Regions from separate parts of the Homo sapiens genome. Here regions 1 and 2 are each linked to region 3. A link is a loop called in an ENCODE intact Hi-C map of the cell type or tissue named here. Cell type or tissue: heart left ventricle. All regions are shown on one strand.

The links. Peaks named below come from ENCODE experiments on the same cell type or tissue, not always from the same donor. Only the 100,000 strongest peaks of a DNase experiment are listed, where the experiment ranks them.
Region 1: it touches region 3 in a loop (18-fold over the local background); 16 of 110 quality-filtered maps call a loop at or near these places.
Region 2: a loop joins it to region 3, with 4 times the contacts of the local background. A loop is called at or near these places in 27 of 110 quality-filtered maps.

The regions. Positions count from the first base shown.
Region 1 is chr7:4,606,536-4,614,535 of GRCh38, reverse strand. No RefSeq gene overlaps it. Among named protein-coding and RNA genes, the nearest start is that of FOXK1, 72 kb to the left of the region's middle. In heart left ventricle, CTCF peaks have their summits at 3,303 and 3,504 (motif pointing left); a DNase peak (open chromatin) is centred at 975; H3K4me3 peaks cover 1,340 bases; H3K27ac peaks cover 788 bases.
Region 2 is chr7:4,825,366-4,833,365 of GRCh38, reverse strand. It overlaps RADIL (Rap associating with DIL domain), which reads left to right. Exons shown (of 15, transcript NM_018059.5): 5 at 1,188-1,225. Among named protein-coding and RNA genes, the nearest start is that of SNORD165, 8.1 kb to the left of the region's middle. In heart left ventricle, a CTCF peak has its summit at 3,076 (motif pointing left); a DNase peak (open chromatin) is centred at 3,065.
Region 3 is chr7:5,082,609-5,090,608 of GRCh38, reverse strand. No RefSeq gene overlaps it. Among named protein-coding and RNA genes, the nearest start is that of RBAKDN, 15 kb to the right of the region's middle. In heart left ventricle, a CTCF peak has its summit at 4,989 (motif pointing right); a DNase peak (open chromatin) is centred at 4,998; H3K27me3 peaks cover 3,302 bases.

The DNA.
Region 1 (8,000 bases), 480 kb after region 3:
GGGTGTAGTGGCTCATGTCTGTAATGCCAGAACTTCAGGAAGCCGAGGCGGGTGAATAACGTGAGTCCAGGAGTTTGAGACCCGCCTGGGCAACATGGTGAAACCTGGTCTCTACAAAAAAAAAAAAAAAAAAAAAAAAAAAAAAAAAATTAGCCAGGCGTGGTGGTGCATGCCTGTGGTCCCAGCTACTGGGGCTGGGGGGCTGAGGTGGGAGGATCACTTGAGCCCAGGAGGTCAAGGCTGCAGTGAGCTATGATTGCACCACTGCACTCCAGCCTGGGCCACAAAGCCAGACCCTGTCTCAAAAAAATAAAAAAGAAGGCTATTCTGGGAACAGGCTTGTCTGCTGGTGGGTGCCGTCCTGATGTTGGCCATCCTAGACAGTGCATCTCGAGTTCCAAGCTACGGATGTGGGCATGAGCCCTGGAGTGTGGCCTGTGTCTGTCTGTGAACTGAAATAAAACATTGCAACCCGAGTCATAGCCAATCCTGGAAATGATGATGACTGCTTGCAAACACGTTGCAAGCCTCTTGCTTGTGCTTGCAGAAACTTGATACACAGGCCTGTGTGCGGGAGGCGGGAGGCCCGGGCCATTTGGGTCTCCCGTTTCTGAATCTGAAAAATGCTAGAATCCATTTTCCCCTCGGTTTTAGGTCAGGTTCCCCAGAAGCAAACTCTGTGGTAAGGAATTGTGTGCAAGCCACGTAGGAATGCCGTGGTCCCGGGAGGTCTGGAAGGGAGTAGGAGGAGGGGACCCAGGAGCCAAGCCAGAGTAAGGTCCTTTGGCAAAATCCCCCTGGGGTGGCTTTGGCCCAATCCTGCAGGAAGGCACTGCAGCGTAAGTTATGCCCCAGGGTCTGTCCAGACTCAGGCAAAGGGAGCGGGGCTTTCACTTTCTGGAATCTGCTCGCCATTGGCTAAGAGCTGGCTGGGGGGACAGGAACCCCAGGCACCTCTCAATTTCTGCTTGCATAGGCAGAACAGCTCCACAGGGGCCGAGTGTGAGAGACAAAGCACCCGGGAGCAAGGGGAGGAGGAAAAGAGTCGTGAGATCTGCAGGGAGCTCAGATGGTCTCTGCACAGTCATTCTCACCGGCACTTGTGGACATCGAGTCTACGATAACTTCATAGTCTCTCCTGCCTGTGCTCAGGACTCCTCGATGTCTCCATTTCTGAACTGGTGGGGGGTTGGAGGGCTGCTCTTCCTGCTGGAATCATAAATCAACATTGTCAGGTGCCAACGTGATGATAAATTGTTGGATGATATGCTGATAACGCATAGCGTTTTCATTTCCTCGGAAAAACAAGGCCAAAGACACTTTCGAATTGCAAATGCCAGCCCCGTTACAGGGGCGGCTGCAAGGAAGGATTTCTGGTCAGCAGATATGGGAAGTCGGCCCGAGAACACAGGCAAAGGAAGTGGGTTTCCTCTGCAGGAATGCAAAGTCACCAACTCCAGGCAGTCCTGGAATGAACCTTACACCTAGAGGCGGCGATGCTTGAATGCGGTGGTTTTCTCTCCCTGCCCTCTTCCTTCTTTCTGTCTAACACACACATATGTAATTGTCTTTTGAGATGTGTATTGGAGTATAGCATGTAGACAGAAAAACGTGCAAAGCAGGACTGTGAAAGGATGAAAGTGAACTCACCCACGTGCCTACCGCTCAGGTCAAGAAACAGAACCTCCCTAGCCCCTTAGAACAGCAGTCCCTAAGCTTTTTGGAACCAGGGACCAGTTTCGTGGAAGATAATTTCTCCGTGGGCCCGGGTCGGGGAGATGGTTTTGAGATGATTCAAGCAGATTACATTTATTGTGCATTATATTTCTATTATTATTACATTATAACATAGAATGAAATAATTCTACAACTTTCATAATGTAGAATCAGTGGGAACCCTGAGCCTGTTTTCCTGCAACTAGAGGGTCCTGTCTGGGGGCGATGAGAGACAGTGGCAGATCATCAGGCATTAGATTCTCATAAGGAGCAAACAACCTAGATCCCTCGCATGCGCGGTTCACAATAGGGTTTGCGCAGTTGATCTGACAGGAGACGGAGCTCAGGCGGTAATGCGAGCGATGGGGAGTGGCTGTAAATACAGATGAAACTTCACCTTCCTGCCCGCTGCTCACTTCCTGCTGAACCTCCCGGTTCCTAACAGGCCAAGAAGTGGTACTGGTACCAGGAGTTGCCTTAGCACGTTCCCTTGTGTCTATTTTTTTTTTTTTGAGATGGAGTCTCACTCTATTGCCCAGTCTGGAGTGCCGTGGTATGATCTTGGCTCACTGCAGCCTCCACTTCCTGGGTTCAAGCGATTCTCTTGCCTCAGCCTCCTGCGTAGCTGGGATTACAGGCGTGTGTTACGATGCCCGGCTAATTTTTTTTTTTTTTTAATTTTTAGTAGAGACGGGGTTTTGCCACGTTGGCCAGGCTGGTCTCGAACTCCTGACTTGCCTCAACCTCTCAAAGTGCTGGGATTACAGGTGTGAGCCCCTGTGCCTGGCCCCTTGTGTCTCTTTTCAGCCACTACCCATTTACCTCTAAGGGAAACTGCTATCGCAACATCAAACACCAGAGATTAGCTTTGCCTGCTGTTTACGCTTTATGGAAACAAAATCACATGGGATGTTCTCTTCACTGACTTAAGGTGACTTTTATGAGATTTGTCCTCATATATTACTATGCATAGTAGCAGTTGGTGCGTTTGCACAGCGGAATATATTTCCCATGTGAATATAGCACAAGTTACCCTTTCCGTTACTGATGGACAGTGGAGCTCATTGCAGTGTGGGCCATTGCAGACAGTGTGCCTATGAATGGTCTGGAACATGTTTTGGGTACACCCGGTATGGGTGCTGCTGGATATACACCGAGTGGAATTGCTGGGTCATGAATGTTTGTATGTTCAACTTGATTAAGGGCTGCCGAAAAGTTCCGAATGGAGGTGTACCTACTTAACCTCTACCAGCAATGTAGGGACCCCGGTTCCTCTCCAACCTCACCAATGCTTGCTATTTGGAACTTCCATTTTTATAACTCAAAAGAGTAGGATCATTAATTTCAATACTCCCCACCTTCAGGGCTGCTGCTACGTTTACAAATTTTTTATTTTTTTTGAGACAGGGTCTTGCTCTGTTGTCCAGGCTGTAGTGCAGTGGCGTGATCATAGCTTACTGCAGCCTCCACCTCCTAGACTCAAGTGATTCTCCTGCCTCAGCCTTTCAAGTAGCAGGGACCACAGGTATGCAATACCATGCCTGGCTAATTTTTAAAATTTTTTTAGAGACAGGGTCTTACTATGTTGCCCAGGCTGGTCTTGAACTCCTGAGCTGAAGTGATCTTCCTTCCTCGTACTCCCAAAGTGCTGGGATTACAGGTGTGAGCCACCACACCTGGCCTGCTGTTAATTCTTGTAACACCTTTGTGTGGATTAAAGAAGGACAGATTATTCCAACTGCTGAACATTTTTGTGACGTGCCATGGAGCATGACATGTGACTGCCCTCTGCTGGAAAACTGGGGAAATTCTTAGTACAAATCTTAGATGCCTAAGAGGACACCTCTTAGGTGTGGTGCCCTTGGGCAGTGCACACTCTAGACGACCATGCATGGTGACCCTGGCTGTTCTCTACTCTTGTCAACACATACTGGAGGTAACGGCGAGGACTGCGGTGGAGGAAGCCCAGTGAAAGTTCACAAAATGGTGGTCCAGGGTTGAATCTGGCCTGCAGTTATGTTTTATTTGACTCACAGTGTTAACAAAAAATATTGGGCCAACATTTTAAAACTAGAGGATGGTGGTTGCCTAAAAACACAGAAAAATTGGCCGGGTGCCGTGGCTCACTCCTGTAATCCCAGCACTTTGGGAGGCCGAGGCGGGCAGATCACCAGAGGTCAGGAGTTCGAGACCTACCTCAACATGGAGAAACACCGTCTCTACTAAAAATACAAAATTAGCCGGGCGTGGTGGTGCATGCCTGTAATCCCAGCTACTCAGGAGGCTGAGGCAGGAGAATTGCTTGAACCTGGGAGGTGGAGGTTGCAGTGAGCCGAGACCGTGTCATTGGACTCCAGCCTGGGCAACAAGTAAGAAATTCCATCTCATAAAAAAAAAAGAAAAAAAAAAAAAAGAAAAATCAGAAAAACCAGAGGCAGAACTAAAGAAATTGGGCCGCCATCCCCAAATTTATATATGTATATAAAATATATATTTTATAATTTTAATTTTTTGAGACAGGGTCTTGCTCTGTCAGCCTGGAGTGTGGTGGCACGATCAGAGCTCACTGCAGCCTCAGCCTCCTGGGCTCAAGTGATTCTCCCACCTCAGCCTCCCAAGTGGCTGGGACTACAGGTGCACACCACCACACCCAGCTAATTCTTCTTCTTCTTCTTCCTTTTTTTTTTTTGAGACAGAGTCTCACTCTGTTACCCAGGCTGGAGTGCAGTGGTGCAATCTGGGCTCACTGCAACCTCTACTCCCGGGTTCAAGTGATTCTCGTGCCTCAGCCTCCCAAGTAGCTGGAGTTACAGGAGTGTACCACCATACCCAGCTAATTTTTGTATTTTTAGCAGAGACGAGATTTTGGCATGTTGCTCAGGCTGGTCTCAAACTCCTGGCCTCAAGTGACCTGCCTGCCTCAGCCTCCCAAAGTGCTGCAATTATAGGTGTGAACCACCGCGCCTGGCCGACTGGCTAATTACAAAATTATTTTTGGTAGAGACAGGATCTCATTATGTTGCCAGGCTGGTCTCAAACTCCTGACCTCAAGTGATCCTCCTGCCTCAGCCTCCCAAAGTGTTGGGATTAGAGGCATGAACCACCGCGCCCGGCCCCCATATTAAAATACAGAGCCTGATCTACACATGTGTCCCCAGTTAGCCTCAGTCTCCACCACTCTCTATTGTCTTCCATCCCCAATGCCTCTGTCAAGAACAATAGCAAAAGTACAACATGAGGACAGTGCAGCACCAGCCCCCCTGCCCCCACCCTGGCCCCGCCACCAGTCTCTTAACCTGTTGGTGGTACTGGCCTTGCGCTATAGGCATGAACATTTGTGATCGCCGGTCTTGACATTGATCAGGGACAAAAACAAAAACAAAACCAAAAAACCCCCCAAAAAACAAAAAAAACAAAAACTCAAAGCGATCATTCAATTGCAAAATAAAGTAACTCCTGCCTGTTTTGTGCTGGAGTGAGACATTCAGCTGATGAGATTCTGCGGAAGCGCAGCAGTGAAACAGCATGGAAGAACCGACATGACACATTCTGTTTTTATTTAAGGGACCTTTACCCATCCTTGCATGTAGGCTAGGATAATTTCATTTCTACATTTATTTATATTTATTATTATTAGTTTTTGAGACAGAGCCTTGCTCTGTGGCCCAGGCTGGAGTGCGGTGGTGCCACCATGGCTCACTGCAGCCTCCACCTCCCCGGCTCAAACCATCCTTCTGCCTTAGCCTCCCAAGTAGCTGGGACTATAGGTACGTACCAGCAGGTCTGGCTATTTTTTTTTTTTTTTTTACCATTTTATTTTATTTTATTTATTTTAATATTATTATTATACTTTAAGTTTTAGGGTACATGTGCACAACGTGCAGGTTTGTTACATATGTATACATGTGCCATGTTGGTGTGCTGCACCCATTAACGCGTCATTTAGCATTAGGTGTATCTCCCAATGCTATCCCTCCCCCCACCCCCCACCCCACAACAGTCCCTGGTGTCTGATGTTCCCCTTCCTGTGTCCATGTCTCTGGCTAATTTTTGTAATTTTTGTAGAGATGGGGTCTCATTATGTTGCCCAGGCTGTCCTCCAACTCCTGACCTCAAGAAATCCTCCCTCCTCAGCCTCTCAAAGTGTTGGGATTATAGGTGTGAGCCACCATGCTTGGCCATTTATCATTATCGTTAAATGAGAATGATTAGGCTGGGCGTGGTGGCTCACGTCGGTAATCACTTTGGGAGGCCGAGGTGGGTGGATCACCTGAGCTCGGGAGTTCAAGACCAGCCTGACTAACATAACAAAACCCTGTCTCTACTAAAAATACAAAAATTAGCTGGGCGTGGAGGTGTGTGCTTGTAGTCCCAGCTGCTGGTGAGGCTGAGGCAGCAGAATCGCTTGAACCCAGGAGGCGGAGGTTGCAGTGAGCGAGCTGAGATCAAGCTACTGCACTCCAGCCTGGGCGACAGAGTGAGAGTCCATCTCAAAAAAAAAGAAAGAAAGAAAAAAAAGAGAATGATCCTATTAATAATAATACCACCGTATACTGGGCACTTACTATATGTCTGGTGCTGTGTCATCTAATTTAATCTTCACAATGACTATCTGCCCTAATGTAGACACTATGATTAGCTCCAATTATAGAAGTATTTTTACAAGGAAGCAAATGGAAGGCTAAAGAGGTTGCAGTTTGTCCAAGATCACACTAATTGCAGAGCTCTCTTGGGTCTCTCTTCTCCTCCGCCCAGATATCATCTGGTTTAGTATCAGAACCCCTTCACGGGTAGCACCAGGTACAATCTAGATTCAACACCTGTGCTTTGTAATATCCCATGTGTCAGTGCAATACCGCTAAACGCATAACATCTTTCTAGGAAATGTGGGTCTTTTTGGTCTTTGATGTTACATGCTTTCAGACCCTAAAGGCTGAAAACCAATAAAGTCCTACTCCATCATCTTCCAGGGGTCTCCAGAGTGACCTGATGTTTTCACAAAGTCATACGGTGGCCCATCTGCGGCAGGTTGGAAGTCTGTGTTGTGGATTTTCTCCATCCACCGCTGGGTCTTAGAGTTCCCGGGTCTGGGAGGTGTCAGATCTCATTGCTGTTGAGAAAGGTTGAGCCAGTTTACATGTCGACTAGCAGAATGCAGCTGCCTCCTCTCCTGGAGAGACCTTTCTCAAATTGGCAGGTGTCAGCAGCCCTGATTCATGCCTGGGGTTTCGAAGTCTTCCTCCTGCTTGCAGGGAGCTCGGCTCATCTTTGATTCCAGCCACGGCACAGAGGCCGTGGTTCCTGCACTCTTGCTGGAATGGGTTCAGTCTTGCGTCGCTGAGAGGGCTTAACCAGGCTATTGTGGGATAACCAGCCCTGCACGACGCCCGCACAGGGGCGTGGTGAGGATCCAACGTGATGTGCGTATGAAAGTGTTTAGAGAAAGAGAAAATGCTGGGCACACACAGAGCATGATGATGACAGCGGAGGAGAAGCAAGAGGAGGAGGCGGACGGGAGGGCTTTTTATTTCTTCCTCTGGACTTGGTCCTAGGGTGGAAGCTTCCCTGCTTCTCATGCCGCTGTGACCTTGCGGGGGCTCCTCGGTCACGCGCGTGCTGGATCAGAGAGTGGCTCAGTTTCCTGACATTTCAGCTCCGCACTTTTATTTGCACTGGATCTTTCCATTGAAGACATCTGCCAGCGAGATTAAATAGAGCTTTTCTTGGGCCACGGAAAGGTGATTATTTGCATTACGTGGGAGTAGTCATCCATGAGAATGAAAAATTTCCCTCTTCAGAAGAAAATAAAGAGAGGCTGGCTGGATTCTGTCAACGCCATGACTCACGGGGAGGGTGACGCCTTTGGAAGGAAGGGGGTCTGCGGTGGTGCAGGGGTGACTATGGACATGAAATCTTCCCAGAGCGTGGAAGTCGAAACAGGTTGGATGTGTTCATTCACCTATTTCCTCATTAAACAACCATTTATGAAATACACACCTTGGCCTGTGCATTGACCCAGGCCTCTAGGGTCCAACGTGTAGGCAGAAATGGATACCCACATGGCTGATGATGTCCTGTGGGGGCACAGATGTGGGATAACTCAATGCTGCAGGGGAGCTGGGTGCCAGGGAATGTCCTGGAGACGACGTAACACTTGCACTAGGTCTTAAAGGGTGCGTATGAATTTTCCAGTTAGACAAAGAAGGAATAGGCATTGATGATGATGGAACGGTACATGCAAAGGCTCAGAGGCTGGAAACCGTAGGAGGTTTGGGGGCATGAGG
Region 2 (8,000 bases), 260 kb after region 3:
CGAGAGTTACCTGCTGGCCAGAAGTCATGGGTTTTCGCACGATCATTGTCATTTCCCGAGTCTCCTCTGCGCCAGGCACTTACTTGCAAACCAAACGCTGTTTAATTTCTTTATCACAACCACCCTGACGATGTAGATGCCACACCCCATGTCACAGCCAGGGAAACTGAAGCCAGGGGGCCGTAAGTCACTTGCTGAGGGACCCGGGTCCCAGCCTGTGTCCCAGCCACCTGGGGCTCGCTGTGTGGCTGGCCCACTCCCTGCAGCACACCAGGGCTCACCCTGCCCCTATGCTACAGGCTCTGAAACAGAGGCTCCCAGAGGTGAATTGCCTGGTCCAGAGATTGAGCTGATAGACATGAGACCGAGCCTGAGTCCACCTCTTCCCCCTGCACCCACTGTGGGAATCCGAAGCCTCCGCTGGGTGCTGTCCAGATCCCATGCGAATATCATTTGCGCGTTTGTTTCCTGAGAATGTGCAACTGTGTCGCCGCTGCCCCGTCCTCATTCCTTACCAAATATACACGCTTAGTCTACGCGCACTCAGCCATCACGGTTACATTCAGCCGGATAATAACTTACTACTAAGGCAAGAATAATTCTTTTTTTTTTTTTTTTTTTTTTGCTGAGACGGAGTCTCGCTCTGTCACCCAGGCTGTAGTGCGGTGGCGTGATCTCGTCTCACTGCAACCTCTGCCTCCCAGGTTCAAGGGATTCTCCTGCCTCAGCCTCCCAAATAGCTGGGATTATAGGCATGCGCCACCACACCCGGCTAATTTTTGTATTTTTAGTAGAGATGGGGTTTCACCATGTTGTCCAGGCTGGTCTCGAATTCCTGACCTTAAGTGATCTGCCTGCCTCAGCCTCCCAAAGTGCTGGGATTCCAGGTGTGAGCCACCTTGCCCAGCCTCTACTATTTTTTAAATAGCCGGTTGTTATGTAAGCTAGAGAGTTGTGAGATACTCTATTGTAGCAAACTTGTAGGTCATAGTCGGTAATGGAATGGGAAGATGTTGAAGTCACATGGAAAATGTCCTTTCCAGCACAGCTTGAATAAATAGTCAGCGTCACACAGGATGCCTGGGGCAGCATGGCTTGTTTTCCTGTCGATGGTATCGTGTATTTGAACGCGTCCCTGTGTTAGCCTGTTTTGCTCACTTGCTTTTTCTCCCGCTTTGTAATTGTAGGAGAAAACCAAAGAACTAGCAGAGAAGCAGGCGCAACTGTGAGTATGACCCGGTTATTGTGCCCGCCTCTGGGCAGCAGGTCCTGGGGGCTCACACTTCCCGGGGGAGCCAAGTCCCGAGGGGTCTCCCCACGCCTTGGGGTCAGCTCTGGGCTTTGTCCTTCCATCCAAGCAGCGGCCTTTTTTGCTTCTTTAGTCATCACCCTGGGAAGCTCTGAGTTTTGGGAAATTGCTTCAGGGCACCCTTAAGACTGGATGGGTGAGGTCTTCTTTTTTTGTTTGTTTTTGTTTTGTTTTGTTTTGTTTGCTCTATCGCCAGGCTGGAGTGCAGTGGTGCAATCTCTGCTCACAGCAACCTACACCTCCCAGGTTCAAGGGATTCTCTTGCCTCAGCTTCCCGAGTAGCTGGGACTGCAGGTGTGCACCACCATGCCTGGCTAATTTTTTTTTTTTTGTACTTTTAGTAGAGATGGGGTTTCACGATATTGGCCAGGCTGGTCTCGAACTACTGAACTCAAGTGATCCACCTGCCTTGGCCTCCCAAAGTACTAGGATTACAGGCGTGAGCCACTGTGCCTGGCTTTTTTTTTTTTTTTTTTTTTGAGAATCTTCACAATTTTATTAGTTTATTTATTTTCCACTTTTATTTTAAGTTCAGGGGTACGAGTGCAGCTTTGTTACATAGGTAAACTTATGTCGTGCGGGCTTGTTGTACAGATGATTTCATCACCCAGGTATTAAGCCTTGTACCCATTCATTATATTTCCTGATCCTCTCCCTCCTCCCAGCCTCCACCCTCTGAAAGGCCCCAGTGTCTGTTGCTCACCTCTCTGTGTCCATGTGTTCTCATCATTTAGCTCCCACTTGTAAGTGAGAAGGTATTTGGTTTTCTGTTCCTGTGTTAGTTTGCTAAGCATAATAGCCTCTAGCTCCATCCATGTCCCTGCAAAGGACATGATCTCGTGCTTTTTTTTTTTTTTCTTTTTTTGAGATGGGGTTTCGCTCTTGTTGCCCAGGCTAGAGTGCAATAATGAGATCTCGGCTCACGGCAACCTCCACCTCTCAGGTTCGAGCGATTCTCCTGCCTCAGCCTTCTAAGTAGCTGGGATTACAGACATGCACCACCACGCCCAGCTGATTTTGTATTTTTTTTTTTTTTGAAACGGCATCTCGCTCTGTCGCCCAGGCTAGAGTGCTATGGCGCAGTGTCGGCTTACTGCAAGCTTTGCCTCCTGGGTTTACACCATTCTCCTGTCTCAGCCTCCCGAGTAGCTGGGACTACAGGCGCCCGCCACCACGGCCAGCTAATTTTTGTTTTTTTGTATTTTTAGTAGAGACGGGGTTTCACCGTGTTAGCCAGGATGGTCTCCATCTCCTGACCTTGTGATCCACCCGCCTCGGCCTCCCAAAGTGCTGGGATTACAGGTGTGAACCACCGCGCCCAGCCGCTAATTTTGTATTTTTAGTAGAGATGGGGATTCTCCATGTTGGTGAGGCTGGTCTCGAACTCCTGACCTCAGGTGATCCACCTGCCTCAGCCTCCCAAAGTGCTGGGATTACAAGCGTGAGCCACTGTGCCTGGCTGATGTCGTGCTTTTTTATGGCTGCACGAGGCCCTCTTTTGAGCCTTCTCCTCCCTTGCTCTCCCGATTCTGTGTTAGAACTAACCTGCTCCTTCAGGGAAAGGCGCAGCTCCTGGGTTAGAGGTAAGGTAGTGCACCGCCACTCTCCAACGGCTGTTTGCGCAGAAAGCACTATCTCTACCCTAGACGCTGCTGGGGCACTTGGGAAACCATTCGGTTGATCTGATACAGACGTGCAGCCCCTGCGGCCTACGCTCCCACTCTCGAGTGGGCCCTAGAGAGACACCTGCTGGTGGAAGGCAGTGTGTCCGCACAGGAGCTGAAGCCGCCACATGTCTCCTCCTGGTGGCAGGGAATGACTTTCAGCCACTGCTCTCTCAGTGCAGCTGAATCCAAGACAATGTTGGGAAAAAGCACCTAGCACAGTGTCTGTGATATGGTTAAATGCCCACACGCACACACACGTACGTATGATACTCACAGCCAAGCCATCCTGTTTAAGACACACACGTGAGATAACACTGACGAAGGCAGAGTGGAAGGTGGTGGCCACGCTAGGCAGTGAGGGAGGGGGTGTGTCTGGGGGGCTCAGGCTGAGTGGCTGGCAGCACCCCCTTAAGTCAAGCTGTGGTACACAGAGGTTTGCGTGATTCCCATCCGTGCCTTTATTAGTCTGTTCTCACGCTGCTAATAAAGACATATCCGAGACTGGGTAATTTATAAAGGAAACAGGTTTAATGGGCTCACAGTTCCACGTGACTGGGGAGGCCTCACAATCATGGCAGAAGGCAAAGGAGGAACAAGGGCACATCTTACATGGTGGCAGGCGAGAGAGTGTGTTCAGGGGAACCACCCTTTCTAAAACCAACAGATCTCATGAGGACTCATTCACTATCGGGAGAACAGCATGGCAAAGACCCGCCCCCATGACTCAGTTACCACCCACCGCGTCCCTCCCACAACATGTGGGAATTGTGGGAGCTACAATTTAAGATGAAATTTGGGTTGAGACACAGCCGAACCCTGTAAGTGCCTCACGTACCAAAAATGGTCCATCCATAAAGCCCATTATTGCCATATGTGCCTGCTGATGTCCACCCTGGGTCCATCCTTCTTTCAAAGGTAGGAGGGACAGGCATGGGACAGCTTGGGGACCACTGACCTGGAGTCCCCAGCATCCCCACTGCCCGGCCCAGGGAGAGCTGAGCTCCGAACGCCTTCCACTTTCACTGGCAAACACCCGCTCCCCAGAGCCAGGTCCCGATGCCATGCACTGGGGGTGGGTCCTGGCCTCTGAGATCTGGGACTGTGTGAGGGACCCAGGCTCTGCCTCCCAGCCTGACAGGAGGGGGCTCCATAGAAGCCAGGCCCCGGATAGCATCGAAGGGTGATGGACAGCCTGACCCACGGCAAGGAGGTGGTCCAGGCCCGGGCCCCTACAGTGGCACCTGACATCTTGTGGGCTTTCAGTGTTGAGGAGAAGTTTGCATGGGAGTTGGGAGTGGGCCCAGTAACAGGCGTGGTGGCCTCCCTCTGGGGCTCTGTTCCAGGACAGCTGGAGTTCTAGTGTTGAGGCAGGGTGTGGAGGGGATGGGAGTGTACCCAGCCCTCATCCTCCTAAGTGCTGAGGTGCAGGGAGGACTGGAACCTTCCACCCCAGTGCCTGTTTGCTGGGCAGCCTGCAGTTTGAAGCTGAAGCGCAGCTCTGGGTGGACCCAGCTTCCTCGTTGACGGGAAGGCCCGGGCCCTCCCTGCTGCAGCTGCCCGCTCGTGCTGTGTGTTCCAGAACCGTCATCGTTAGGACCTAAAAACAGCCGTTTCCATCCCTCTTGCATGCCTGGGGGGCTTTTCCTTTTTCCTTTGTAAAATAATGAATCACTTCCAAAACACAGAACAGTACGGAATCTGTCACTCCCCCGTGATCCCACACCTGAAACTGATGTTATGATGATGATGATTTGGGATTTAATATTACTAACATTTTGTTTGCCCTGTTTGCCTCAAATCTTTGTGTTCTGTGTTTCAAATTGTGAATGATCACTGAATTTGACTAAATCATTTTCTGCATCTGTGATCAACATATTTTCCCCCTTTAATCTGTTAATGTGGAGTGCTACATTCCTAGGTTTTCTTTTTTTTGAGACAGGGTCTCATTCTGTCACCCAGGCTGGAGCGCATTGGCGCGACCTCGGCTTGCTGCAACCTCCACCTCCTGGGCTGAAGCGATTCCCGCTCCTCAGCCTTCAAGCAGCTGGGACTATAAGTGCACGCCACCATGCCCAGCTAATTTTTGTGTTTTTTGTAGAGATGGAATTTCACTATGTTGGCCCAGGCTGGTCTCGAACTCCTGCGCTCAAGCAGTCCTCCCGCCTCAGCCTCCCAAAGTGTTGGGATTACAGGCGTAAGCCACTGCACCCAGCCTATATTTTTAATATTTTGAGGAGCCTCCATACTGTTTTCTGTAAAGGCTGTACTAATTTATATCCCCACCAACAGCGTGCAGTCCTTTTGAACACCTGTGATCTGTCATTGTTTTGATAATGGCCATTCTAACAGGAGTGAGGTGGCGTCTCGTGGTTTTGATTGGCATCTCCCCGAGAATTAGTGATGTTGACTGTTGATCTTTTAATTAGGATTTTCCCATCTGAATTTATCGGTAAAACTGGTCTACGTTTTTTTTTGTTTGTTTGTTTGTTTGTTTTGCACTGTCCTTGTCTGATTTTAGTAACAAGGTTCACAGAACATGAATTGGGGAGCTTTCTCCGTTTCTTAGTTCTCCAGATCAGTTTGTATGAGGTAAGGGCTGGCCCTGAAGGTTTGCTGGAAGAACATCCGGGCCAGAGTCCTCGGGGAGGGAGACCCGTGTTGGCCGAATCCCTTTCTTTAATGAAGATTGGTTTACTTCATTTTTTATTTATTTCTTTTTGTTCGTTTTTGCGATGGAGACTCGCCCTGTCCCCCAGGCTGGAGTACAGTGGCACGATCTCGGCTCACTGCAACCTCCGCCTCCTGGGTTCACGCCATTCTCCTGCCTCAGCCTCCCGAGTAGCTGGGACTACAGGCGCCTGCAACCACGCCCGGCTAATTTTTTGTATTTTTAGTAGAGACGGGGTTTCACTGTGTTAGCCAGGATGGTCTTGATCGCCTGACCTCTGGTGACCCGCCCACCTCGGCCTCCCAAAGTGCTGGGATTACAGGCGTGAGCCACCGCACCCGGCCCTTTTTTTTTTTTTTGAGACAGTCTCGCTCTGTCGTCTACGCTGGAGTGCACTGGTGCAATCGCATTTCACCGCAGCCTCCGCCTCCCAGGATCAAGCGATTCTCCTGCCTCAGCCTCCTGAGTAGCTGGGATTACAGGCGCCTGCCACCATGCCCGGCTAATTTTTGTATTTTCAGTAAAGACGGGGTTTCACCATGTTGACCAGGCTTGTCTTGAACTCCTGACCTCAAGCAATCTGCCCACCTTGGCCTCCCAAAGTGCTGGGATGACAGGCATGAGCCACGCTCCTGGCCTGTCCTGATGATTCTTATTGGCCTAGAATCTTTCTTTCCCTGGAGTGAGTACCACATCCCCTTTCACTGGTTTACTACTCGCCTCATCAGATTTTTCCATGCCCGTCCATGGAACCAGGGAAAGTTTAGGTTCACTCTTTCTGTGCCCTTTTGTTTTATGTTTTGAAAGCCATTGTTTGTTCACCTGTCTTATCTTTGTTAATGGGCAAGTCGAATTATTTAGGTTTATTGCCATTCCTGATGTCTTTGGCCACATTTTTACCATCTGTTTTGCACTATTTTCTGTGCGTTTTGCCTTTGATTTTTATACTTTCCTATCTGATTGGGTTTTTTTTTTTGTTTTTTTTTTTTGAGACGGAGTCTCGCTCTGTTGCCCAAGCTGGAGTATAGTGGCTCGATCTCAGCTCACTGCAACCTCCGCCTCCTGGGTTCAAGCGATTCTCATGCCTCAGCCTCCAGAGTAGCTAGGATTACAGGCACGCGCCACCACGCCCGGCTAATTTTTGTATTTTTAGTAGAGACAGGGGTTCACCATATTGGCCAGGCTGGTCTCGAACTCCTGACCTCACATGATCCACCCGCCTCAGCCTCCCAAAGTGCTGGGATTACAGGTGTGAGCCATCACAACTGGCTTCTGACTGGATTTTTAAAAACTCCCCTTTTCCTTCTTTATTAGTTTCAAAGTAATTCTGAAAATATTAATATCTTCCTCCTTTTGTGGAACACTAGATCTTAGGATGCTTCGACCCCCATCCTCACTTCCGGGCTTTCATTTTATTACTGACATTATTCCAGCTTCAGCTTGCTTTTAACACTACTGTGTCTCAAATCATTCTTTGTTTTTACTTCATTTAATTTAATTAATTATTATTTTTTGAGACAGGGTCTCACTCTGTTGCCCAGGCTGGAGTGCAGTGGTACAGTCAGAGCTCACTGCAGCCTCAACCTCCTGGGCTCAAGTGATCCCCCTGCCTCAGCCTCCCGAGTAGCTGGGACTACAGGCATGCACCACCATGCCCTGGCTAATTTTTTGATTTTTTCTGTAGAGACAAGACTCAAGTGATCCTCTAGCTTCAGCCTCCCAAAGTGCTGGGATTGCAGATGTGAGCTACCGCACCTGGCCCCAAAGAGCACCTTTAACAGTTTCCTGCAACATATTCACCATTTCATTTCCCTTTTTTTTTTTTTTTTTTTTTTTTTCTGAGACGGAGTCTCGCTCTGTAGCCCAGGCTGGAGTACAGTGGCACAATCTTGGCTCACTGCAACTTCCACCTCCCGGGTCCTGGTTCAAGAAATTCTTTTGCCTCAGCCTCCTGAGTAGCTGGGATAACAGGAACATGCCACCACGCCCAGCTAATTTTTGTATTTTTAATAGAGACGGGGTTTCACCATGTTGGTCAGGCTGGTCTTGAACTCCTGACCTTTGTAATCTGCCCACCTCGCCCTCCCAAAGTGCTGGGATTACAGGCGTGAGCCACCGCACCCGGCTTTTTTCTTTCTCTCTCTCTTTCCTTTTTTCTTTCTTTCTTCCTTTCTTCCTGGGTGTGATGGCGCTGGCTGAGCTGTCTGTGGTTTGCTTTCTCACTCACAACCTCTCCAGGTGGGTGGATGTGGCTGACCCATTTTTTGGGGCACGCCATTCCCTGGTCCTCTCCTGATGGACGCGACAGGCATGCATAGGCTGTGGCCGGCAGCCCATGCTCTGGTCTCTGTGCTCC
Region 3 (8,000 bases):
TTTGCTCACAAGGAAATTCCTAGTGAGCTGCAAGATCTTTAAGGTGTTTCTGTGAAAATTTCACCAGGGCAATGTAAACTGATAGCTTACCTTTTACAGGTGCAGTCAACCCCCTGCCCACCAGACACAAATGCATATCTGATTGCTCCCCTGCCCCATTTTGTCTATGTTATCTTATGTAAAAAAAAAAAAAAAAAAAAAGTACAGGCCAGGCACGGTGGCTCATGCCTGTAATCCCAGCACTTTGGGAGGCTGAGGCGGGTGGATCACCTGAGGTCAGGAGTTCGAGACCAACCCCAGGCAACATGGTTAAACCCCGTCTCTACTAAAAATACATATATTAGCCAGGCGTGGTGGTGGGCACCTGTAATGACAGCTATTTGTGAGGCTGAGGCAGGAGAATCGCTTGAACCCGGGAGGCGGACGTTGCAGTGAGCTGAGATTGTGCCACTGCACTCCAGCCTGGGCAACAGAATGAGACCCTCTTTGGGGGCGGGGAGAAACAGATTCACTGAACCAGACAACAGGCATGAATGACTATTTTTCCTACCTCCTTCTTACATGAAAATTGTGTACTTCTCAATATCTCGCCCTTTCCCCTTTAATGGTGGGGTCTCAAAATTACTTTTGGAGAAAGACATAGACCTGTCTCCCAGGTGTGCATCGTTAACTTTGGTGAATAAACCTCCTAAAATAATTGACGCTTGTCTCATCATTTTTCTCGATTGACAATCTTAGAGATATTCAGGTATTTTTCTTAAATTCCCCGAATTGTTATAAGCCTTTGGTTAATTTCTAAAGTTATGGAGAAGTTGGTTTTGACCATTTTTGCCAGGATTTGTGTGACTTTTATGGAGGAGGAGATTTTCAGTTATTTTGGAGTTTTTTTTTGTTTGGAGATGGAGTCTCCCTCTGTTGCCCAGGCTGCAGTGCAGTGGTGCGATCTTAGCTCACTTCAGCCTCCGCCTCCCAGGTTCAAGCAATTCTCCTGCCTCAGCCTCCCAAGGAGCTGGGACTACAGGCGTGCACCACCAAGCCTGGCTAATTTTTGTATTTTTAGTAGAGATGGGGTTTCACCGCATTGGCCAGACTGGTCTCAAACTCCTGACCTCATGATCTGCCTGCCTCAGCCTCCCAAAGTGCTGGGATTACAGGCGTGAGCCACTGCGCCTGGCCGATTATCAGAGGTGTTTATTCTGCTGTTCTGGAAGTGATCCTGCCTCCCAGCTTACCTTTGATTCAGCAAATGAAAAAACTGTAAATGCAATACTGTGTTTTTGCAAAAATATTGGCAAAAAATTTGTAAGTTTCTAACCAGCCTGGTAGAGGTGAGAGGTTTTCTTGCATGCAGTTGGTGGAAGGTAATTTGTCAAGCTTTCTGGAAGGAAATTTGGTACTTGTCCCTACAAATTGGAATCCTGAATTTCCTGTTTGATGGATCCCCTTGGGGCAGAGACTCCACGGAGTTAGAGAAGGAGCATTTTCCTCCCAGGCCTGAGGGCAGAAGGAGGGCGTTTGCGGAACAAAAATTAAGATTCAGGCCGGCGTGGTAGCTCACGCCTGTAATCTCAGCACTTTGGGAGGCCAAGGCAGGTGGATCACAAGTTCAGGAGCTCGAAACCATCCCAGCCACCATGGTGAAACCTTGTCTCCACTAAAAATACAAAAATTAGCTGGGCGTGGTGGTGGGTGCCTATAATCTCAGCTACTCAGGAGGCTGAGGCAGAAGAATCGCTTGAACCCGGGAGGCGGAGGTTGCAGTGAGCCGAGTTTGCGCCACTGCACTCCAACCTGGTGACGAAGCAAGACTCTGTCTCAGGAAAAAAAAAAAAAAAAAAAAAAAAATTAAAGCTCAGTGCTCCTGGGAAAAGCAACTACAATTTGTCGTCAGAGGGCAGTGTTTTGCCCTGTTCTTCTGGAGAGAGGCGGGACTTCCTCCAGGTGTGTTCAGGAGTCCCCACAAATGGCTTCAGGAAATTAGAGGCCTGGAAGGCTCCCCCTGTCTTCACAAGCCCAGGCTCTACACTCTGGAGCCAAACACAGCAGCCCAAGAGGGCGGGAATCCCATTCCCATGGGCGGTGCTATTTCTTCCTTCCTTTTTTTTTTTTTTTTTTTTTTTTTTCGGAGACAGAGTTTCACTCTTGTTGCCCAGGCTGTAGTGCAATGGCGCAATCTCGGCTCACTGCAACCTCCGCTTCCTGGGTTCAAGTGATTCTCCTGCCTCAGCCTCCTGAGTAGCTGGGATTACAGGCATAAGCCACCATGCCCGGCTAATTTTTGTAGTATTAGTAGAGACGGGGTTTTACCATATTGGCCAGGCCTGTCTCAAACTCCTGACCTCGTGATCCACTCACCTAGGCCTCCCAAAGTGCTGGGATTACAGGCGTGAGCCACCGCGCCTGGCCAAAGTGCTATTTCTGTTCCCATTCTGTGGACAAATAAATGAGATCTTAATGGGGTATTTGGGGTACGAGCTGGAGGGGTTGCTCTCAGCCAGTGTCTTTGCCTGCAATATTGTCCCCCATTTCATGCACACCCCAATACTGAAACTTACCCCATTGCTCTTGCAGTAGACTGAACATGTTCCCCCCAACATTTATATGTTGAAACCTACCCTCTAAGGTAATGGTATTATGAGACATGGGCCTTTGGGAGGTGATTGGGTGTTACCCTCACGAATGGCATAGTGCCCTTATATTAATAAAAGGGATGGCCGGGTGCGGTGGCTCACACCTGTAATGCCTGCACTTAAGGAGGCTGAGGCTGGAGGATCATGAGGTCAGAAGTTCAAGACCAGCCTGCCCAACATGGTGAAACCCCGTCTCTACTAAAAATACAAAAAATTAGCTGGGCATGGTGGCAGATGCCTGTAATCCCAGCTACTTGGGAGGCTGAGGCAGGAGAATGGCTTGAACCGGGGAGGTGGAGGCTGCAGTGAGCCGAGATCATGCCACTGCACTCCAGCCTGGGTGACAAGAGTGAAACTCCATCTCCATCAATCAATCGATCAATCAATGGGACCCCAGAGAGCTCCCTCTTTTTCCACCACATGAAGACACAACTAGAAGTCTGTGATCTGGAACCCAGAAGAGGACCCTCACCAGAAGCTGACCATGTACCCTGATCTCAGATCTTCAGTCTCCAGAGTTGTGAGAAATAGATATCTATTGTTGATAAGGCAGCCAGTCTATGGGACTTTGTTATGGCAGCCGAGACTGTCAAAGACAGCTCTAGAGGGGCTATGTGTCCAGGAGGGGATGAATCAGTCTTTTACTTCTTCTTTTTAAGACAGGGTCTCGCTCGGTCACCCAGGCTGGAATGCAGTAGTGTGATCTCAGCTCACTGCAACCTCTGCTTCCTGGGCTCAAGCGATCCTCCCACCTCAGCCTCCCAAATAGCTAGGACTACAGGCACGTACCACCATGCCCAGCTAGTTTTTGTAATTTTTGGTAGAGACGGGGTTTCGCCATGTTGCCCAGGCTGGCCTTGAACCTCTGAGCTCAAGTCATCTGCCCACCTCGGCCTCCCAAAGTGCTGGGATTACAGGCATGAGCTGCCGCGCCCACCCTCTCCTTTACTTCTCAGCTGTGAATGTTCTCCCATATCCTCGGACTCCCAGCCTGCTCCCAGGCTTCACAGTCCTATCTGATGAAGTAGGGGAGCACCAGCCACCCCCTTATCTCTCTAGCTCAGTCTATCCCCTCCAGGGGCTCTGGACTTCTCTCCAGGGCAGCCTGACCTAGGGGCGACACAGGAGTTTCCTTGACACTGGTACTATCTCTGAACATCTCTGCCTCCATCTCTGTTTTGAGGCTGGTCCATGGAGTCAATGAAGGGGTCCCCTCCTCTCCCCCAAAACCCTCATCTTAGCTCCTGCTTTTCCCAGGCCCTAAGATCCTGGGGGCAGGTCTTGTAGAGGGGGAGCCCTTGTGGGGGGCTTCAGGTACCCGCACTCTTTAGGAACAGGCACAGGTCTTGATGTTGCAGGCACAGGTCTGGATATTGATGGGAAATTGCGGTCAGAGTGGACAGCACCACCCATTCCCGGCATCTCCCATGATTTGGTCTTCAAGCCTTCACCTCATTCTCTGCCCACCTGGATCTTGTCAGCCCCAGAGAGAACCTGAGTCCAGAGGAGAAGCAGAACCCAGGCCACTGGGCAGTGGCAACCGCACAGACACCGACATCCCTGGGAGAGCCTGAGCCCACCGCCCAGAGCTCAGAGCCTGGAATAAGCAGCCCAGCGAAGAGCCCCGCTCCACCGCCCAGAGGAGCACCAGAGTGAGCTCGGCCTGGAACCCAGAGACCATCTTCAAAATCTCATCCCCAACCTCTCATAAATGCCACCTTGTCCCTGGCCCCCCTGTAATTACTTCAGCCCCTTGTTCCCTTCACAGCAGTAATTTTTTTTTTCTTTTTGAGACAGAGTCTGCCTCTGTTGCCCAGGCTGGAGTGCAGTGGTGCAATCTCGGCTCACTGCAACCTCCGCCTCCCGGGTTCAAGCAATTCTCCTTCCTCTGCCTCCCAAGTTGCTGGGATTATAGGCCAGCACGCCAGGCTAAATTTTTTTTTCTTTTTTTGAGACGGAGTCTCACTCTGTCGCCCAGGCTGCAGTGCAGTGGCGCAATCTCGGCTCACTGCAAGCTCTGCCTCCCGGGTTCAAGCGATTCTCCTGCCTCAACCTCCGGAGTAGCTGGGACTACAGGTGCCCGCCACACGCCCGGCTAATTTTTGTATTTTTAGTAGAGACAGGGTTTCACCGTGTTAGCCAGGATGGTCTCGATCTCCTGACCTCGTGATCTGCCCGCCTGGGCCGCCCAAAGTGCTGGGATTACAGGCGTGAGCCACCGCGCCCGGCCGATTATTTTAATAAGATGATTGAACATCTTCCTTATTAGATTGTAACCCACAAGGGCATTTATGTTGCCTGCGATGTCCCCCGGTCCTAGGGCAGCCCACCTGCTGATGCAGTTCTGAGTGCTGCCACCAGGGGGCAGGGCTGCCTCGCACTTGTCATGGGGACAGCGGCAGGACCCTCAAGAGGGCTTTAACTTGGTTGGGTTCGTATCTGCACCGGGCCATATCTGCACCTGGGAATACTCCACTCCCTCCCTGAGGTGTGAGTGGGGATGCTCCCAGCTCCAGGAGACACAGCTGTGGTGTCGCTGGCCAGGGTGCAGCTTTCTAGAGAGGTTCCATTTTCACACCTCCAAGTTCAGACCTTTTCTTTCCCTCTGCAGACTGGGGCGAGCGACCACCCAGCCCAGTGTAGAGGGGGTCTCATGTCTTACCACTCTTCATTTACACTTTTTTTTTTTTTTTTAAAGACGTCGGGTTAGCTCACCCCTGTCATCCTAGCACTTTGGGAGCCCCAGGCAGTCAGATCACGAAGTCAGGAGATGGAGACCATCTTGGCCAACATGGTGAAACTCCATCTCTACTAAAAATACAAAAATTAGCCGGGCATGGTGGCGGGCGCCTGTAGTCCCAGCTACTCAGGATGCTGAGGCAGGAGAATTGCTTGAACCCGGGAGGCGGAGGTTGCAGTGAGCTGAGGTCATGCCATTGCATTCCAGCCTGGTAACAGAGCAAGACTCTGTCTCAAAAAAAAAAAAAAAAAAAAAAAAAAAGGGACATAGGGTCTGGCTCTGTTTCCCAGGCTGGAGTGCAGTAGTGCAATCACAGCTCACTGCAGCTTCCAGCTCCTGGGCTCAAGCAATCCTCCCACCCCCGCCTCCCAAGTAGCTGGAACTACAGGTGTGCACCACCACATCTGGCTAATTTTTCTATTTTTATTTTTTGTAGAGATGCGGGTCTCACTATGTTGCCCAGGCTGGTCTCGAACTCCTGGCCTCAAGAGAGTCTCCTGCTTTGGCTTCCCAAAGTGCTGGGGTTACAGGCATGAGCCACTGTGCCCAGCCTTCACTCTGACTTTGAACAGGCCTCCTGTTCGCAGCCCACTGCACATCTCCACCCTCTGGCGCATATGCTTCCGCCAATCCCAGAGCCTTTTCCTCTTTGACTCCCCTCCCGAGGAGTGTTTGCCTCTGAAGAACTTAGGCTTCAGGGTTTTTTTTTGAGACAGGTTTGCTCTGTTGCCCAGGCTGGAGTGCAGTTGTGCGATCTCTGCGCACTGCAACCTACACCTCCTGAGTTTAAGCGATTCTCCTGCCTCAGCCTCCTAAGTAGCTAGGATTACAGGCCCCTGCCACCACACCCAGCTAATTTGTGTATTTTTAGTAGAGATGGGGTTTCACCATCTTGGCCAGGCTGGTCTTGAACTCCTGACCTCGTGATCCACCTGCCTCAACCTCCCAAAGTGCTGGGATTATAGGCGTGAGCCACTGCACCCAGCCTGGGCTTCAGCTTTGCTCTACCAGGGGTTGCCATTAGTAATGTTTCTCCTAACACTGTGTGGACGTCTCTTTTCTACCTTTAACTGTATTCATGTTCCCTTTATCTTGGTGGGGTTAAGCCAAAAAAGGGGGATGGGGGCTGGATGCAGTGACTCATGCCTGTAATCCCAGCCAAGGCAGGAGGATCACTTGAGCCTGGGAGATCTAGACCAGCCTGAGCAATATAGCAAGACCCCGTCTCTACAAAATAAAATTAAGAAATTAGCTTGGTGTGGAGTGCGTGCCTGTACTCCCCACTACTCAGGAGGCTGAGGCAGGAGGATCACTTCAGCCCAGGAGTTCAAGCCCAGTCTGGGCGACAGAGCGAGACTCTGTCTCAAAAAAAAAGTCCTCATTGTGGATTGAGTGAGTTGCAGTGGGGATTGTTTGTGCCAAATCAGTTTCTTACAAGCTCCTCAGTAGGTTTCAAGGGAAGCTTCGATGTCACGTCCTTCAGATTGTGGGGGACAGTTGCTGCTTTGGCATGGTGGTTATCATGAGGCAGTGGGATGGAGAGAAACAAAGGCGATGCAGCTGGTCCATATCCCCAGCAAGTACAAGCACGCATAACGGAAGCATTGCAAGCACACATAACCATGCCAGACACATTGCAAGCGCACATAACAGATGCATTGCAAGCGCTGATAACCATGCCAGAGGCACTGTAATCACACATAACCGTGCCGGACACATTGCAAGCGCAGATAACCATGCCGGATGCAGGCAAGCACACATAACCTTGCCGTATTCATTGCGAGCACAGATAATCGTGCGGAGCCATTGCAAGCGCTCATAACCCTGCCGGACGCATTGCAAGCGCAAATAACCACGCCAGATGCAGCCAAGCGCACATAATCACGCCGGACCCATCGCAAGCGCAGGTACCCATGCCAGACGCATTGCGAGTGCAGATAACCACGCTGGACGAAGGCAAGCGCACATAACGGACGCATTGCGAGATTGCAGGCACACATCACCATGCCAGACTCCTTGCAATCCACGTAAGCATGCTAGTTTGGGGGTTGATACCAGCCCCTCTTCCTTTCCTAACTTTGTAATCCCCCAAGCCATAAACACCAGTGTCAGATGCATAGCAATCAAAATCCGTTTTATTATGAACGACACTGAATTGGAGGAAGTAGAGGGACCGGGGCGGAGGCCGGGGGAGACTGACCGCGTGGGTTTCCCAGCACTTTGCACCTGCCAGTCACAGGTGAAGTTAGAAAACCACAAAGGTCTTCTGTTTGGAAAAGCAGAAGGAACTGTGGACCAGGCTGTCCCAGAGAGACCAGCTAGGGAGGGGACAAGGTGTGCTTGGCTCACTCAGCACTTTTGCAGCACTCACCAGCATGGCAAATCCAGGTGAGAAGAAGGTTATGGGACTGGAGACACCCCCCTGCTTCCTGGAAGGCGTGAAAATACCACTCTCCCCCACCCCCGCAAGAGGAGACAGGAGCCCAATACCTGAGGCATTTCTAAATCCCGGTTTCTTTCGCCCAGGCTGGCTGGAGTGCAGTTGTGCAATCTCGGCTCACTGCAACCTCCACCTCAAGCCATTCTCCTGCCTCAGTGTCTCGAGTAGATGGGATTACAGGCACCCACCA